Linked DNA regions of Homo sapiens: region 1 is linked to region 2. The links are chromatin loops, found by intact Hi-C in ENCODE. Cell type or tissue: heart right ventricle. All regions are shown on one strand. Region 1 overlaps BCR (BCR activator of RhoGEF and GTPase). Region 2 overlaps BCR (BCR activator of RhoGEF and GTPase).

The links. Peaks named below come from ENCODE experiments on the same cell type or tissue, not always from the same donor. Only the 100,000 strongest peaks of a DNase experiment are listed, where the experiment ranks them.
Region 1: a loop joins it to region 2, with 5 times the contacts of the local background. A loop is called at or near these places in 53 of 110 quality-filtered maps.

What each region holds. Positions count from the first base shown.
Region 1 is chr22:23,186,369-23,188,868 of GRCh38, reverse strand. All of the region lies in intron 1 of BCR (BCR activator of RhoGEF and GTPase), which reads right to left. Among named protein-coding and RNA genes, the nearest start is that of BCR, 7.1 kb to the right of the region's middle. In heart right ventricle, no CTCF peak of the experiment used is centred here; no DNase peak of the experiment used is centred here.
Region 2 is chr22:23,236,284-23,238,783 of GRCh38, reverse strand. The region is part of intron 1 of BCR (BCR activator of RhoGEF and GTPase); the gene reads right to left. Among named protein-coding and RNA genes, the nearest start is that of BCR, 57 kb to the right of the region's middle. In heart right ventricle, no CTCF peak of the experiment used is centred here; a DNase peak (open chromatin) is centred at 1,383; H3K27ac peaks cover 1,390 bases.

The DNA.
Region 1 (2,500 bases), 50 kb after region 2:
TAACATGAATTTTACAATAATAAAAATAACAAACTTCTAACATGTTACATGGATATTGTATTTTAATTAAAATAACTACACTTTTCAAAAGGGGAAAAAAAAAACCTACTTGAGCCACAACAGTTGTATTCCAGTCAGGGTCAAGATATTCCCTGGGGTTCATAGTTAATTTAATCCACCACCACCCCGAGTCTTGACCCAAAAAGCAGCAGCCTCAGCCAAAACTCAGACCTACTCTTTGGTAACCTGAGAAAGCTTCCAAGATGCCCATTCATTCACTCTAAACAGGGGACCCTCTCAAACCACAGGGGTGAGCTGCAGCCTGGGCCTCATGCACTGCTGTGTCCTCTCCCAAGTGTGCTCAAGCACATAGCTCACCTGGGCTCTTTGTCCTGGTGAGGTTAGCAGTCACAAACACAAGCCCTCCCAGCCACAGGACTTCCAACCAAGGAAGGAAGGAGGCTATAAAGCTAGAAGCAACAAACTAAGCAAAAGGGAGTCATGGATAAGGCATGCTCCCCTGAACCCAGTCAAATCAACAGCACTCCCAGCTCCTTCTTCAGTGAAATGTTTCAGAATGCTCCATTCTGTTCCCAAAACAAGTCAGCCTTCCTGAACCAGAGAACGCTTGTAAAATTTGATCTAGACTCTGCTTCTGTGCTGCTGATGCCTTTAGCGGCCTCAGACTCCACCCAGATCTGCCCACTCTGTCTCCATCCATGGAAAGGAGCCTGTACTCAACTGAGAGGTGGCCACGAGGCTCTGGCCTTAAGAGATGACGATGGAGCCAACTCCAGGCCCAGGTGACCTTTCTCTGCCCCACAGTTACTCACTCAAACTGGTTGCCAGTCCAGCCCATCACCCAAGGGAAAAACAATGCAGTGGTCACTCTGGCGCCAACTCATCACCGGAATTCAAAGGGCAAATTAAGCTGCTTAATAAAAATGTGAAAACACAGGGCAGCCACTCACATGAAGTCCATGAAGAAACACAAGATCTGTCCCGTCTCACAACTGACACCTGGAAGAAAGTTGACAGGCACATTGGGCTGGGTGTTTGAATCAAGAATTCCTCAGACCTCCCAGCATAAACAAATAATAAATGTGTTTGAGGTGATGAATATGCTAATCACTTCAATCTGATCATTATGCATTGCAGATATGTATCAAAATATCACACCCTCTAAATAGGTACAATTATTATGTCTCAATGGGGGAAAAAAAGAAAAAGGAGGAGGCTGGGTGTGGTGGCTCACGCCTGTAATTCCAGCACTTTGGGAGGCTGAGGTGGGTAGATTGCTTAAGCCCAGGAGTTCGAGGCCAGCCTGGGCAACATAGGGAGATCCAATCTCTATTAAAAAAAAAAAAAAGAGAGAGAGAGAGAAAGAGAAGGAGAAACGTCTGCTGTCCCAACTGATATCGAGCCAGCTGCAACACAAATAAGACAGCCCCTCCTCCCCAATGTCAATCAGCCTGCAATCACAGAATGTGTGGGTGAGGCTAACTAGACCGTCCTATTTCAGCCCAGTGGGCCCACAACAGGAAAACTGCCTAGCCAACCAGAGAACTGTGAAAAAAAAAAAAAAAAAAAGTATTTTAAGCCACTTAAAAAAAAAAGATCCTCAGAAAGTAAACTACAGGGATGAAATGAGAAAAAGACCGAGTAATTGATAAGTCACTTTCCAATGATCAGTAAAAGTCCCCAGTCCTGACCCCATGGGCTATGAAAAGGAGGAAGGGCTCTTCCAGTATGTGCTATGTGTAAAGCTCAGAACCAGGCTCCCTGGGACACCCAGAAATGAACCAGTTATTCCTGCCTTCAAAAAGCACAGTTGGCCCAGAGCAGTGGCTCATGCCTATAATCCCAGCACTCTGGGAGGCCAAGACGGGTGGATCACTTGAGGTCAGGAGTTCCAGACCAGCCTGGCCAACATGGCGAAACCCCGTCTCTACTGAAAATACAAAAATTAGCTGGGTGTGGTGGTGCACACCTGTAATCCCAGCTACTCGGGAGGCTGAAGCAGGAGAATCCTGAACTCCTGAAGCAGGAGACTCTTGAAGCTTGAACTGGGGAGGCAGAGGCTGCAGTAAGCAGAGATCACGCCACTGCACTCCAGCCTAGAGTGAAACTCCATTAAAAAAAAAATCCACACAATTTCTGCCATCACATGGATGAACATTGGTAACATTACACTCAGTGAAATAAGCCAATCACAAAAAGACGAATGCCACAGGACTGGACTTACATGAGGTATCTATAATAGCTGAATTCAGAGACACAGATGGAGAATGGCAGTGCCAGGGGCTGGGGGCAGGGAATGGGGAGTTATTATTCACTGGGTACAGAGCTTCAGTCGGGAAGATGAAAAAGTTCAAGATGGACAGTAGTGATGGTCGTACAACAATGTGAATGTAGTCAACACCACAGAACTGTATGGATAAAAATGGTTAAAATGTTCCCCTGCTTCACTTGACTGGCCTTACCCAAAGAAACAATTTAA
Region 2 (2,500 bases):
GGTAGTCTGTAATTCCCACCCCCGGCCTAATCCTGGGTCACCCTGATCTATAGTGCTCCTGGAAGGCTTATGGGGTTGTGGATGCACAGGTGTTCAGGACGCCAGCCTGAGTCAGGGCCAGGGGTACAACATGCAGAAATGGCAACAGGTACGGGCCAGAAGTGCTGCCTCGAATCCCCAGGCCTCTGCAAGGGAGCCATCAGTACCCCATTTTACAGATGAAGGTTGAAGGTTTGGACGTGGAACCAACATACCCTGAGCTCCACAGCTAAGAAGGAGGATCCCCAACTTCAGGTATCCTGGGGGGCTGAACTAGGGGTGAGCTGGGGCAGGGGAGTGACGTTTTGTATTCTCCACCAGAATTTAAGATGTTCCAGGTGTGGGCAGATGTCAAAAGCCTGAGGAACAGACCGGGAGGTGGCACGGTCTCCAAGTCTAAACTCAAATGGATTTTCCCCCGGAAAATCTGTGCACATGGATTATGTGGCCAGGAACTCTTCCATTCTTAAACAAGTATTTGGAAAAGGAAATATAATTCCCTCTGTTCCCAGCTTCCCCCACCCTACCTCCAAGGCTTTCTTCGATCATCCCCCTTAAAAAACAAGACAATAAACCAACCAGGATGACCGGGATGACCAGAGGGCCCAGGGGCCTGCAGATGAAACTCCTCGTTTCATCTCTCAATGTTCCCACCAATGAAATGGGGATAATGACACTCTCCACCCACGCTCCCTGCGAGGTGTCAAGCAGGCCCCATCAGAGGGAGGAAACGGCACTGAGAAGCACAAGCATCACTTGTCATAATTACCGGAAGCCTCACCTGTTCACGCACTCCCACCTGCAACATTTAGCAGCGCACTCTTTCGCTCCTTTCCAGAAAAACCTTATGACCTCCTCTTGCCTGGCTTCTGGGGGATGCAGTGTGAGGCTGAGGGCTCCACTTCAGGAAATCTGGCAGAGCCATGTATCTGCTCAGGCCACTGCAGGTCAGCGGGTGACCCTAGCATGGCAATCTGGTCCGTCTCATCCACTACAAAGGCCAGCCAGGGCTCTGGAAGCCGGCCTTCACGCCGCCCGTCTCAGCAGCCCAAAGCTGACCCACTGCAAAGGCCACCACCCTGACTTCCACATTTCTCTTCTCCAGCAAAAATCAGGCCAGAGCAGAGCTTTCCTTACTCCCCTGGGGCTGCAAACTCTGCAGGCCACAGAAAACAGCTGAGGAACGAGCCAGAAAACCAGCCGGCAAGGATCTCTCTGTCCAGATGCAAGAGGAGAGAGAGGACCCAGCTCTTGACCTGAAACTCGAAACTGTCATGTGGGAATTACCACCCACGGTGATAATCCCAGCTGTCATTGTGGGTGTGACAACCTGGTCCAGATCCCACCTGTTACTCCCAATCGGCCAGGCTCGGGAACCAGGCCCAGCTCCTATCCTGCTTCCCCAGGGGGCCGTGGGAGGAGGTGAGATTCACACGCCCAGCCTGCCTCCATGAGCACAGCTGCTAGACACCCGCTCCGGGAGCCAACTCAGCCACCTGCCAGCCCAGCCAAATGAGCAGATCCTGATGAGGACTGTGGTATGCTGCATTCTGAAAGCACCTCCTGGGAAAAGTGAGTTCTGCAGAGATTCAACTCACAAACAGGGGCGGCGTGGCTATATCACCATGCCACTGCAGACACGCCAGGAAAAGGCCTTCCTTCAAGAACTCCACGATCCTGGGAGAACCGTGGCAACCGGAAAGGCTCTCAGAGGTATCTGACGCCGGTTCTGAGCCTGGCACTTCTTCTGGAAAATCCTCAGGTGGAAGAATAACAGCTTGGCTCAATCAGGTCACCCTGCCCAACACTCTTGCCTCCACAGCTACCCCCTGCCAGAGCCAGCACAGGGCTGGCAACTGACTCGGGTACTATTCAAGACACAGAATTTGTTCACGCTTCCCAGACAGGCCAGTAGAGAACAAGGCTGATTCCTGCTCCTTGCTTAACAGACAGACCCCAGCTGACTGCCTAAAGTTACTGTCCCAGCCTCTTTACCTCCAGGGCAGGCACCTGCCAAGGAGAGCAACAGACACCCAGTCACATCCCACACCCAGGCCAACGTCAGGAACACAGCAGACATCTAACAGGTGTTGGTCCCCTCTCGGTCCTCATGAGGGGAACCCAGACCCACTGGGCTCTGCCCACATGACTCCTCCCTGTATTAAGTGCTTTGTATCTTGGCTAGTAGGTGTGCGTTGCCCTGTTCTCGCCTGAATCCCACCTGAGCCATGCTCTCCTCTTGGCTGGAAGATGGGGACTGTACCAGGAAAGCCTGGGATGTTCAGAAAGTTGGAGTGGTCTATTAGGACAAGTGGATTCACACCACTCTCCTCACCTGTTGAGCCCCTTCCAAAGAGGTCTCATAAGTCAGCAACACAGCAGCAGTGCAGACAAACATCCCCTGGCGCCCTGTGCTGCTCAGTCATAGAGTGCGGCAGGGTGGAGATGAGGCTGCAGGTGG